2 separate regions of the Homo sapiens genome follow, and region 2 is linked to region 1. The links are chromatin contacts, found by Hi-C or POLR2A ChIA-PET in ENCODE. All regions are on one chromosome and are shown on one strand. The core of a region is the stretch at or near the end of the contact, and the rest is flanking DNA. Distances in the headings are between cores, read along the strand shown. Region 1 has its middle 220 kb from the start of CASC17. Region 2 holds the start of SOX9-AS1 (SOX9 antisense RNA 1).

Region 1 (6,684 bases), core at 2,937-5,436:
CAATAATATGCAGAGTTACTCATATTTAGAACTCTTGAAAGAATGGCTGTAGAAGTAGCACATGGCTGTTGTTCCCCAAGGAAAGAACTTAAGATACAACTCTTGCCCAGTTTAGTCTTGGTGCCAAGGTACCCAGAGACTGTGTCTTTGAAATATCCCTGTCCTGGTAGTTAAAATAAATTCAGAGATTTGCCTGTTCCAGGAATGGTCCCTAAAATGGCCATTTTTTTTCTTCACGTCCAGTGATTATTTTTTCACAAAGTTGCTTTCAAAAACTACCTTTTTGCTAATGAAATGCATAATCTATCCAAAAACAAGGCTGTGGCTTAGCAGGTTGTTTTACTCAACTTTCCAACTGAAAGTAAACAGGATGCTGTGCTTAATTTTCCTTCGTTTACAGTCATGCCATACTGTCTCCTCCCTCATAGCCCAAGGCTAATTTAGATGGAACCACATTGATGTGGTAACACCAAGAAAAACTATTCCTCCTCCTTATGTTTAACTCAGAATCCAAAAGAGGAAAGAGTTAAAATAAAGAGACATACTTTCATGTACTGGATATTTACCTACCGGCTAATACATAGATGACACCAAGAATGGATTTCAGGAAAGTACTTAAGCAGAGAAGAATGTAGGTTATAGAAAAGTTCCAATGTGAAAAATCCAGAGTAACTATAAGGAACATGTAAAACACAGATTAAGTCTGAATACCGTTTGATTATTTGTAGTTCAGATTCACAAGAATGAACAATTAGCACAGTCATGAGCTAAAATTCTGTTTGCAGATTTATTACAAAAATTAAGGAATTTCTGACTTGATTGTGATTACTGGTGTAGGAACATCTTCGCTGTACCTGATTCTTGGATACTGTTTATGTTGACAGAAATGCATATTGATAGGATACCACTGCTTTGCTAAAACAAAATCATTGTTTATTTTTAAAGTCTTACAAGTGTCTCAGCAAAAGTATAACTCAATATCCTTTCTTAGTTACATTTCTTAATAAAGCATGATTTTTATTTGTTTTTAAGATTTCACATGCATATCAAATTCACTGTTGGAGAAAAATTGTAAGTACTACTTCTTAAATGATTCTGTGGGAGAGTGAGCCATTATTGTATTGGTATTTCTATACCCTAAGTATATTCTATAACTATTATTTGATATCTCATCTGCCTAATATTTAATACAAAACATTAAAAAATCAAGATAACAATATCAATGGAAGGCATGAATTAAACTGTCCAGTGAGGTGTCATAGAGTTGCACATCCTGTTGCTGACCACTTTGGCATATGACAACATGAATGCTATCAACCTCAACTTTAAACTCACCTACTTATTTTACCTTCAAGGAGTATCTGTAAACTAGTCTATGGTGTCTTAAAAATTTTTGTAAGGATTTTTGAATGGAGTTGCCCACAAAAACAAAGAGGATTCAAAATTTTAAAATCCCTGTCATAAGAGAAGCCTCTTTGTGTGCTAAGACCAAATATTCTATGAAAAAATAAGATTGTCTGCGTAGACAGTTGGGCTGTGTACAAGTCCAGCCACATCCAAATGCATTTCTGAGGACCAGAACTTATATGAAGCCTCATTTCACATGTCATTAAGAACATCTGTCAGCAGAAAGAATCATTTCACTTTGAAAGTTTTATGTCCTGAGGGTTACCCAGTGCATTAAGCCCTGGGTGAAAATTGAGTAAGCCGAAGATTTGAACCCATTCAAATGAAAAAGAAAAAAAATAAAAAAGCAAAGCACCTTGATTTTTTCAATGAGGGATCAAGCTCTGAGCTTTGAGATTGAGTCCCTATCCTAACCTTTTGCACAATACTCCTGTGTGGTTGACTAAATCCAAAAAAGCGTCCAGTTTCTTAATGTTTCAGGTATCCAAGCTTGGGTAGATTAACTTTCCATTCATGAAATGTTTCATTCAGGTGTTCAGGTATATTGAAGGAAAAATAAATGAAAACTTAATATGTATTTGCATTGAGTCCTTTTACCATCAATAATCTGGACTTGCTGGGAAATTAGAAAGATAAACTGTAAAATTGTTTATATTCATTGCAAAAATATGTTCTCCATATTTAGCAGTCCTGTTCATGTAGTAAAATGAATGTATACCTTTCTGTTTCTTTCACCATAAACAGTACTGACACCTACCCATCAAGTTTAGATACAAAACAGTTAGTTCAACTTAAATATTACCCCTATTTCAGTTGCATCTTTTTAACCTGTGAATACAAAGAGAAATATGTCCTCTGTGTGTGTGTGTGTGTGTGTGTGTGTGTGTGTGTGTGTGTGTGTGTTTAATTGCTACCTGCAAGGACCCGTTTTCTCTTAAAGCTTTTCACGTTATTTCCTAGTCAGGTTGCTTTTTTGTCCAGTATGTTTTTTGGCTGAATTTTGAACCAGAAGAGAGGCTTCATTCTTATTTTTATCCATCTTTAACATTTATTGCTGTTGCTATTGTTATTCTTTCTCATCAGGGCAAAAACAAAACTTTGAGTTTTGAGGAAAAGGGAGAATGTTGAAGTCCATTAACAAGTATTTATTGGCCTCTTACTCTATGTAGAAATCTGAATGAAAACTTCTACATGGATATGAGAAAAATGGAGAATGCAAGGATCTTCTTAGAGAACAGCTGAACACGAACCCATTAGAAAATCTAATGAGATTAGAATAAATGTAATATAAAATGGTTCTGATCATCCCTTGTTGCATCATTCCAATTGCTTCAACTTAGTTGATTTCACCAGTGCTTGGTTGGCTTGTTGCAAAGCTTTGCTTCAGTGTGCCAGTGTACCATGTTATTATATATTTGTCCATGAAAGTGCCCAGGAAATGAGTTTGCAGTCATGACATTTTGGTGTTGCACAGAATTGCCATCGTAAAAGCCCTGGTACCCACTGCTAAGGCAGCAACCTACCTTGAACCCAAGGCTAACACTTGACTGACTAGAATAAGATATTGAATTGATGTGAGCAGAGATTTTGCTTCACCAATGCATCCTTGACTCTTAAAGTTTATTACAGAATATGTCTCCAAAACATTCATAGACCCTTAAGTTTTAAAGATGAAAACAAGAACTCAATGATTAGGGACCATTAAATCAAAAGAAAAATAGAGCATTTATATAGAAGACAACAGTTTATTTAAAATGTAAGGTACTTTGTATCCACCTAAAAGAACAAGGAAGCATTATACAACTTCACCCTTTTGCATTTAAGGATGACTGTAACCAGAAGTTCATTCATGTCACCCTCTTACATCAGATGGAAACCAATCTTTAGCTAAATTAGTACTCATTTCTCCATAATTCTCTATTTAATTTTGTTTTCCAAAAGACTATTGAGCATTATACTAATGAATAGACTTCCAAAAGTGCTCAGTCCAAATGAGATAAACATTATTGTGATCTCTTAAATTGAATTCAATGAAATTGAAATATTGACAATCACTGTATCTGAGAGTCAGATATGAAATTATCCCCTAAGTCACTTATCTCTTGATTACAACCTTCTGGACTTAGGTTTTCTCTGTCTCAGTCAGAATGTAAGAGAGAAATCGTTACTGCATTTGATTCGCTAGATTAATCTAGGAATAGCAGCTGACCTCCCTCAAATCCATCATAAAGCACTGGCAAACAATAGTGTGTTTCTCAGGTGGGGATTGATGCCAACTCCCTGCCCTTTATTTCTCTTAAGAGTAGTGAAAACTTTTAGGTTTTAGGTTTTGAATTGCCTATGAAAAGGGCATTGGAAATGTAAACATAAACGTTTTTGCAGAAGCCCAGTTGGTCCAGGAAGCCTTTAATTTGCTGACACTGACACTAGCCTATTGGTGGCTGAACCTGCAGAAAGTAGATATTATCCTTTAAAATGTCATGGTGCAGACTGGCTGACAGTTTTTTGTCAGTCAATCCAATCACCTAAATCACTTCTTTGTATCTGATCCTGGGAAAAAAAAATAGTAGTAAGCGAATTACAGAGGATGTGGTTATTGTGAGATAATCAACCCCCTGGGGAGATCAGACACACCTGTGTTACTCTATCTTATGCCTGGGAGAGTGACTAAGGCAGAAAAATTGCACCCTATTTCCTTTACCCCATCACATGTTAATACAGCATTAACCACTAGCCTTTAAATACATCTCCTGATAAAATCAGCGCATATTGCAGACATGACTGTCGTCCACAAGGAGAAGTGGCAAATCACACAGGAAGCTGTAGACTGTTCTTATTTCTCCAGCAAGGATTCACAGATAAAAAGTGATTGCAAAAGCAGTGTCTGCTGAGAATGAAGGCCATAGCTGGGTCCTCTGGGATTTACCCTGCAAGTTGCACCTGCCCCAGCCGGGACAGGCCACCTTAGGGACAGAATCTTCCTCTTCTCAGTCACTGGGTTAGTGCATATAAAATCACTCTGCATGACAGGAAAGACAAGAGTTCTCTTTATTTCCTTTGGGTCCAAACCTGTTTTGCCTAGGAGCCTTCGGTCATGAACAACTTTTCTGCCAGGTGAAATGGAGTGTTTACAGACATGGGAAAAAAATTTAAAACAAGAAATTTTTATATCCCTTTTCTACACTATATGCATTTCATTGCCCCCGACTTCTCAGGCTATATGCTAGAAATCTCACATATGAAGGAAAACTAGTTAAAACAAAACCAATCCCGCCCATCTTGATTTCAATGTGGAAAAAATCTTTCCACGTGGGTTAGTTATAAAATAGAAGTTAAAGAGCCGCACCAAGTGAACCTTATGTGCGCAGAGGATTTGGGGGATTCCCGCTCATTCCCTTATTCCTATGGAGAAGGCAGCATTTTACATATCTGCTTTCGTTGCCAGCCAAAGTGAGTTTGCCACTGAGGTGGTCTGTGCTTTATGTGCAATAACTGATCCTTGGATGTATGCTTAAGTCTGAAATAGATTTCCACAAAATTGCAAAACAGTTAATGCAATAGAATGTAAGGAAATGAGTATCCTTTCATGGATTATGAAATTTCGTGGTGATTTTAAAATCATTTTGATGTCCATCCTGGCTGAAGGTAGAGGTTAAAATGCACAAAAGTTGCAGGTGGACTTTATAATGCAAATATCATCTGGGAGATGAGTGAGAACGTCTTAGAAGATGATTCCTGAGGAGTTAAGTCAAAAGACATTTGAGAGAGGATTCCTGGAGGGAAAAGAGCAAATTGTTCTTTTAGTTAATGCACTAATTTTCCCCTCAAAATGGTGTGTGAGTGCTGTGATTTCCCTCATATCATCTCCAGTAATAAGTATTACTAGACCTTTTATTTTATTTTTCAGTCTAAGAAGTGTGAAGTGATATCTTGTGCTATTTTGTATCTTTCTAATTATTAGAGTATGTGAGCATTTTCTGTGTTTTTTTTTTTTTTTTTTTTTTTTTTTTTGAGGTGGAGTCTTGCTCTGTCACCCAGGCTGGAGTGCAGTGGCGCGGTCTCAGCTCACTGCAAGCTCCGCCTTCCAGGTTCACGCCATTCTCCTGTCTCAGCCTCCCCGGTAGCTGGGACTACAGGCGCCTGCTACCACGCCCGGCTAATTTTTTGTATTTTTAGTAGAGACAGGGTTTCACCATGTTAGCCAGGATGGTCTCGATCTCCTGACCTCGTGATCTGCCCGCCTCGGCCTGCCAAAGTGCTGGGATTACAGGCATGAGCCGCCGTGCCTGGCCTTCTCTTATACTTATTGGCCATTCAGCTTTCTTCTTTTGTGAATTACTTATAATATTTTGCCTATTCTTTATTGAGTTGCTTGACTTTATTGAGTTTTTTCAATATTGATAGGCAAATTGTCCCAGTAAACTTCATTCAGTAACTCATCCTTACTAATTTGTAATCACTAATTTGTAAGGCCACTTTTGCTATATGTTTCATTATATTTATGAATCTGTCCTGGACTCTCAAAACTGTCCCTTTGATGAATTTGTTCATGTGTATGTAAATTTTTTTGTGAGAGAGTGTGTGTGTATATCTTCACAGAAGAGGCAATTGTTATTGTTGTTGTTGTCATTGTCGTTGTGAACACTTATCACAGGAGGCCTTGCCAATACCCGAAGGTGAAGCTACCCTCCCCACATGTGTGTTTGTGTGTGGCTTCTTTTGTTGTTGTTGTTTCTTTTCTTTTAATATTTTTGTTGCCACTCACACACAAATGTCACTTTTTAAAGAACAACTATATACTATGTATTATTATTGTTATTATTGAATATTTTATCCGTAAGTTCTATTTGTTCACATTAAGGAACTTCTCTTTGGTTCACACCAGGGTGTTGCCACCAATTTCATGTTTTTAAAAAGGTTCTACACTTGTATTCCTAGTATAAATCCTATTAAGTGTTTATAGTTTAATGTGGATTAAGTTTGGTAATTTTTTTAGATCTTCACATTATTTCATAAAAGATAATTTATACTTTTAGTTTATTTTATTATCCTCATTTGGTTTTGATATGGAGCTGTACAGGATCATAATGAATCAATAACTTTTATCTCTTGTTCTCTGGAACTGATTTTGAGAGACGATTGTCACATGATATTTTGTGTATTAGTATTTAGATCATCTCCAAAGTCATCTGAGCTGTGGAGGATGTTTTACTGAGGGAGTGAGGAGACATTTTTGATAACTGATTAAATTTCATTAATTTTTTTTTAATATTTGTA
Region 2 (6,684 bases), core at 2,633-5,132, 690 kb before region 1:
GGTCGGTTCAGACCTGCATGTAGTTGGGAGTTCTGGGGGAGGCATTGGTGGTGTCTCTCATGTATTTCAAGTGTGATTTGAGCACAACCTTTGTGTTTACACGAAATGCTTAGAGCCAGGTTGGGTAAGTGCGGAGCTATCTGCTCTGGGATAGAAGAAAAGTCTTGGTCGCTTGCGGGTTCTGTGCTTTCAGAATCCCAAATAAACGCACAGCATTGGGAAACTCTTAATTTTAAACTCCCCCCCCCCCCCCACCCTTTTGGGCTCTTGCAAAAATTCGCCTCAATTAAATTATTGTTGTGGTGAATCGGCCCACATCATAATAAAAACTAGTTTTTTTTTCCCTTTCTAATTTGCGAAGTGAGGACACTATCACAAGATCCAAATCAATGTCCTTCCGGGAGAATTTCTTAAAATCTTGTTTTCTCTCGTTGTCTTCGGAAGAAGCCCGACATTTCTTATAGGAAATGGAACTCTTCATAAGGTAGTAAGTTACAGCCTTGTTCAACAGCATTTTTTTTTTAACGAATGTAACTTCTTCAAATGGGATGTTTCTGGTGCCCTATAGCTCGTTTACAAATTTAAGAGATTTGCATACAATAGCTTCGTATCCAGGGCTCTGTGATTACTTTCAGAAAGTGTAAGAACAGCATCGTCCTTTCCTAGGAGAAAAAAGTCCGCGTAGTGTGGACCTATTTCTGTGTCCCGGGTAGAAGGGCATTGTGTGTACAGTATAACTGTGTAATTCTCAGACACCTGATTCAGGAGACTCGGAGACCATCGGGCAGACATTTTAGCCAGGTCGTCTGTACTTAGTTGTATGATATTGTAATTACCATGTTTGCTGGAATAAAGTCAGTGAAGAGGGCTATGACTTTAAGATATTTTGGAATATTTCACTAAATATATGTCAAGATATATACGTATATGTATAAATATACTTTTAATGCAATTATGCAATAAGATACTAATATGTAGAGTTTTACATCATAAACGACGGGGATTTATACATTTCCCGTTGATTTGATGCAAGCATTTTTGAATTTTACATCTTCCTGAAAACTTATGAACAGGCGACTTAAAAATGGACTGCAGTTTTCATCTGTATCCAGAGGGGGCGCCAAAAGCCCAGAAACTGTTTCCAACTCCGAGAACCAGGGAAAACTTGGATGGTGGTGGCTGGGGGTGGTGTGTTCCAGTCAATCTGGACTGCTTTGCTGCTGAGATTTATATTTGCAGGAATTCCTACGCGATATTCCCTCCTGTGCGGATCCACCTCTGCGCAGCTCAGTGAGGGAACTTGTGTCTGTAGAGATCCGGGTGAAAAAAGAGCACTTGAGATGCCAGCCGTTCTATTCTGCGCAGAATTTGGGGACTGAGGCCAGGAGAAGGCCCCTATCCCCCAGGTGCCAAGCGTTGCCACCGTCAGGCCAAGTCTAGCGCGTGGCATTGTCAGCTCGCGAGTGGATCGGTCCTGCATTTCTGCAGGGGCCTCCTGGTGTCCACTCCCCTTTCCCCATTCAGGGGCTCCATTCGCTTCGTTGTGTCTTTCTCAGGTCGCCCCGACCCCTCCTCCCTGACCTGGGAAGACGCGCGCAGTCCCCGACCAGAGGACCTCAGACACAGGTAGAAGGAAAGGAACCCGCTCCTGATGTTCAGGTTACAGATCTGGAAACTAAGGCTGTTGACCCAGTGTTGGCTAGAGCATTTTGCCAGGGGCGAAAGGAGCCAGGGTCCTCCATCTGATGCGGTGAGGGAGGGAAAGGGCGCAGGTCACGAGGCAGGAGACGGAGGGCGCTTCTCCGTGTTCGGGACGTGCTTTCGGATACCCGCTCTTGAGCAAGCGCCGCGAGGTCTGCCGCCGGGAGCGGAGACACAGAGGTGCGAGTGGCTCCCCAGGGAAGCCCTCGGGAAACCGAGGTCTGGGATCTCCCCCTTTCCCCCTCTTGCACGTCCCGGACCGGCGCCGGGCTCAATTTCCCCAGCGGGGGCCGCCAATCTCTCCTCCGCGTCTACGCGGGAGCTGAGACCGGAGCCCAGAGTTGCTGGCGCAGGGCGAGTTTCTCGCAAACACTCAGTGCTCAGGATGGGGGTGAGGGATGCGAGCTGATGGGGTTCCTTTTACCTGGCGAATTAAGGACCACAACCTCCCTATCCAAACTTCCTTAGCAAAAGTGGGGACGGTGTTTAAATCCGTTTTCGGTAGGGACGCTTTTCTGTCCCTAGGGAAAGTTTGGTGGGGTGAGCAGCGGCGTCCCCCAAATATCTCAGCCCCGGACAATGTTCTCATTAGAGGTGATGGGAGAAGGGGTTACCCCTTGTCTATTCCAGTTCCCCAGGCCGGGTCCCTTGCAGGTAGAAGACTCCTATCCCTGGAGGGACAGGTCCCCGTGTCGCGGGCTCCCAGCCGCTCCTGTAATTAGTACATTTCGCTGGGCTTGGAGAGTGTTTATCGTCCGCTCTTCACGCCGGACACGAGTTTCTTGTGGAAGGGAGCGGCCGGTAAGCCCGTCTCTGGACTGGCGCTGGGCTGGACAGCAACAGCTAAGGGGAAAAGGAAAGTACCAGATAGCGTCGTAGGTGCGCAATAAATATCTGTTGACTGATCGAATAGATGTCACCTGTGGACGTGTTGCCCGAGTGAGTGCATGTCCCATCACAGCCGCCAGACCTCCCAGCGACAGTTGCGAACACGCGATGCTTGTGCATTCCTGCGTGTGTATTTCTCCCCACACGGGAGCCCGACTTTGGGAAGTTGACCGGCATGTGCCACTCAGGGCTGTGGAATCCCGACTCCGCTAAAACTGCAGACCAAGAGGCCCGTTTCAGTTTTCTTCCCTTTCCTGTTTTCGAAAAAAAGAAAGATGAGGTGGACGGGAGGTGTCGGGTGAGGGGGCGCGAACCTCCAATCTGCCCTGGTGACCTGGCCGGGTCTGGGGGCGTCGGGCGGCTGTAACACAGCAGGGCGCCCCGGGGGTACGGACCGGAGCCCAAGTCAGAGACCAGACCAGCTGGCTTGTCGTGGAGCTGCGGAGCCGATCAGGGAAAAAGGAGGGGTGGGAGTGGAAGGCCCCAGTCCCAAAGGGACAGCGCTCCCAAAGGGAGCGTGCTCTTTTTTCATTCTGGGTTTTGCGAAAATATCTGTCCTTAGCTGTGGCACCGGGGAGCCGCGCGTCATGCGGCTTCCCTCAACTCATCCCTAGAACGCCCTGCGGAAAATTTCCTAGGCCATCTCTTCCCCCTAACGCCCACTCCCACTATTTTAAAAAGTCTTTCAGGCATTTTTAGCTGAAGGTGATTTTGCCTTGGTGATTTAAAAGTAAAGATACAGTAAGCGCTCAACGCAGTGGTGCCTCCTTTGCGACATACTCGGCCGGGGCCACTTCGGCCCCAAGAGCTTCCTCCGCACGAGCAACTGCTCCTCCCCTTCGATCACCTTTCAGTTTAGGTCTATGCAGTCTCAGGTACCGACCAAAGAGGGCTGAGATTCTCAGGATGGTTTTGTGGGGTTTCCCTAGGGGAGGGCAGGCTCAATGGCGATGATTGCATCTCAGCCTGGAGGGATTCTAACCAGCGCTTCCCTCTAAGAGATCCCATTGGGTGGGTGATTATTCCGGATCTTAATCAGAGAAAGTGTCCCCATCAAGCCACGGAAATAGAGGACATGCTTGTAAGGTGCAATTTCGAAGGTAACGGTCAGAGTTAAAGACCAATTATCCTGTCTTCCCTGCGATCCTTTCCGTCTCAACAGGACCCGGGAAGTCCCGGGCAGAGCGCATCTCCCTGGCTCCTGCAAGCTACGGCTTCACCCAGCTTCGTGTTGGGCTCCGTTTTGGTTTTGGAGCGGCGTGAGGGAGTCTCGGGGGCTGGGTCGACTGCCACTGGCCTGAGCTCCGGACTCCGGGGACAGCGCGTCCTGTCCCGAGGGCCTCCCGCCCCCCGGGAAGGCCAAGGTCATGAGGTCAAACCCCAACTTTTGGGCTTCCGCGAGAGTAAAGCCCCCGGATGGTCCTCGGAGCTGTGACGTCACAAAAAGTGCTTGGGGTAGGCGGACCCACGGCTTTGTTAAACAGCCCAGGGGCTTCGGGGAGGAGTGGGGGCCCAAAGCAACTCAGGGACCCGTTGAGCTTCCTGCTTTGTCATTGTTTATTTCAAATTAATTTCATGATGCCTGTCGCTGACTGCAAAGGCTGCAGGAGAGACAGGCTGCCCTCGGGGTCTCTCCCAGCCTAGATAGGCAGACCAGGGATTTTTGAGAAAGCAGAGATTTTTGGTTTTCTTTCTTTCTTTCTTTTGTTTCTCTCTGTGCCATCTTTCTCCCAAGGCCCTTTCTCTCACTGATGTAAAAGGAAGAAGTGGAATAGTAAATGTCTTCTTTTTCTGTCTTCAGCCTTTTGTTTTCCGGATGGGTTGTGAAATTTGGACTGGCCTAGGAGAGGGGACAGTATTCCCCTTCCAAATCATTAAGACCCGGAAAATATAACAGTGTTCCTGTCACTATCTTTTGGATCACATGTGTTTACCCCCACGAGAAAGGGCAGGTTGATTTCTTCCACAGAGTTCTAGGACTGGAACCTGTTACTTTTTCTTCCCTAGTTTCCAGGTTGGCTAAAATGTGAGGGAATCCTGACAGAACACAGACAGAAGGCATCAACTGTATTACAGAAACTGGTCCCCTTTGGGGTCCCCCTAAAGCTCGCAAACTGTTAGCTTTGGTTGGCAAAAGAAGACTTTTTGTCTCATCTGCCTTAATATCCACAGGCAAAGCAGAGACAGATAAACAGTTACTAGTATAATTTAGGGGTAGGGTCACTATAGATTCAAGTATATGGGCATTTAATCTTTCCCCTAAATACTCATTTTCTTGGAGCAGTGGAGACATCTCATAGGTTGAGATGTTTTCCTCAGCAGCCAGGAGAAAAGGTGGTGTCTAACCCTGACGGAGGGGTTGATACTGTACCTGGAAGGTATGCTTTCTACCGTATGATTGGACAGAAAGGCAGAGTAGGTTTGCTCAGATATTCCACCCAGGCGTTCACCCCATCCCCACGCCTCCAGGGTCCACTTCTCCCCAGGGACCTGGCTCTAGAGTTTTCCTAGGGAGCTCCCAGTAGAGCATTAGTTTGAACCCCAACTATATTAAATATATGCTGTATCATGGGCGGCAAAGCAGGCTGTTGCGGGTGCTTGCAAATTTGCAAAGTATGGACGAACACGAGGCTGGGCAGGGATGGGGGGAATGGGGTGGCTACATCTAAATCTTTCTAGGACTCCAGATGACAGAGTAGAGTTCTGGGTAGAGGAAGTACAACGTGGTGGAGACACCATGTCCTTTCCATCCTGTCTTTCCCTGTCACTTGTCATGTCTCTCCCATTTAGCCCAACGTCAAATCATTCTGATTTTTGAATAAATCAATTCAGTGAATATTGCCTGAGGGCTGACAATGTGCCTAAACTTCTGAAGGAGACAAGATTTCATCTCTGCTGTTGTCTCCAGGTCTGGTTTCCCGCAGAATCCAGCCTCTGTCCACGTGAACTCTGCTCTGTCCTCTGGGCTCATAATGTTCTGAGACTCTTGCTGCCTCTTTCATGGATTCCCCTTCTATTTCCCTGAGACGACTCACAGGTCACAGAAAGCTGCCTCCCATCCTTGCGGCTCCATCAAGGTGCTTTGGAGGCAGGTAAAGCGCAGGTAAGGAGTGGCACCCCAAGCTCCTGGCTTGGTGGCAGACTCAGTCCCATCTCTTTCCTCTTGGCCCCAGGAGCCCTGCTGATGCTGTGTTGCCCTTTGACTGGGCCATCTTCTTTCTCCGCCCTCGCCCCTTCTTGGTCCAAGCCCAGAAATGCCTTGTAGTGTGTGGTACGCTTCACTCTCTCTTTGGGGGACATCTGCCAACCAGCACAGTGGTGATGACAGTTTCCAGATGATTTTCCAGGAGCAAAGAAATGTTCTGGGGGAGGAGAGAGTGGCATTGGCCAAACACTGAGTGGGCTGAACATTGTGGTTCCGGAAGAGGCCCAGGGAGGTGGAGTTTCATGAGGCTCAAAGATTTCTTTTTCCTCTTTAGATTCTGCCTAAAGCAAAAGTCACTAATTGCTTTGTATTTTCCTGGCACTTAAATGGTTCTCTGGTTTCTGACTCTCCTCCAGGAACTTAGGTTTTAGGAAAGCAGGGCTTCAGGGTGATATCAGTGGGGACATTTGCCTCTAAGCTCACCTTCCTCAGCTCAGCTAGGCCCAAGGCCTACTTCAGCCAACTCTTGGGTTATTATAGGATCCTCAGCCAAGTGGACTGCACAGTCTGGGCAGAGGATAGAATACAAACTCACCTATTCCCTTCTCCTGTCTCTGGGATTTGCCACTCCAACTTCACTTCTGCTCGAAGCATTTTGATATTTAGTCAGGCAAACCAGGAAGTGCTAGTGAAGTTGTTTTGGAGACTTAAGAATGGGTTCAGGCCAGGCGCGGTGGCTCACGCCCATATTACCAGCACTTTGGGAGCCCGAGGGGGACAAATCACTTGTGGTCAGGAGTTCGAGACCAGCCTGGCCATCGTGGTGAAACCTGGTCTCTACTAAACATACAAAAATTAGCCAGGCGTGGTGGCACATGCCTGTAATCCCAGCTACTCGGGAGGCTGAGGTAGGAGAATTGCTTGAACCCGGGAGGCAGAGATTGCAGTGA

The links. Hi-C counts contacts between places; a loop is a spot of excess contacts on that map. ChIA-PET counts read pairs that join two places held with the same protein, here RNA polymerase II (POLR2A). Pooled maps may share reads with other maps.
Region 2: a map of mammary epithelial cell shows a loop between it and region 1 (9-fold over the local background). The contact joins the promoter of SOX9-AS1 here to the enhancer-like site in region 1. A Hi-C loop is called at or near these places in 2 of 168 maps with a recorded cell type or tissue (PC-9 and mammary epithelial cell) and 3 of 50 pooled maps. POLR2A ChIA-PET finds 5 or more read pairs at or near these places in 3 of 52 experiments (A549, HEK293T and PC-3).

Annotation. Positions count from the first base shown.
Region 1 is chr17:71,421,738-71,428,421 of GRCh38, reverse strand. No RefSeq gene overlaps it. Among named protein-coding and RNA genes, the nearest start is that of CASC17, 220 kb to the right of the region's middle. Within about 2 kb of position 4,186, at least 5 of the 41 ENCODE cell types and tissues checked have a DNase peak (open chromatin) inside an H3K27ac peak, as active enhancers do; they include PC-3, PC-9 and mammary epithelial cell, where a contact is called at or near this core.
Region 2 is chr17:72,113,214-72,119,897 of GRCh38, reverse strand. SOX9-AS1 (SOX9 antisense RNA 1) reads left to right here and starts at 3,882. Exons shown (of 7, transcript NR_103738.1): 1 at 3,882-4,044; 2 at 5,498-5,692. RefSeq lists enhancers at 1-215, 1,581-2,202.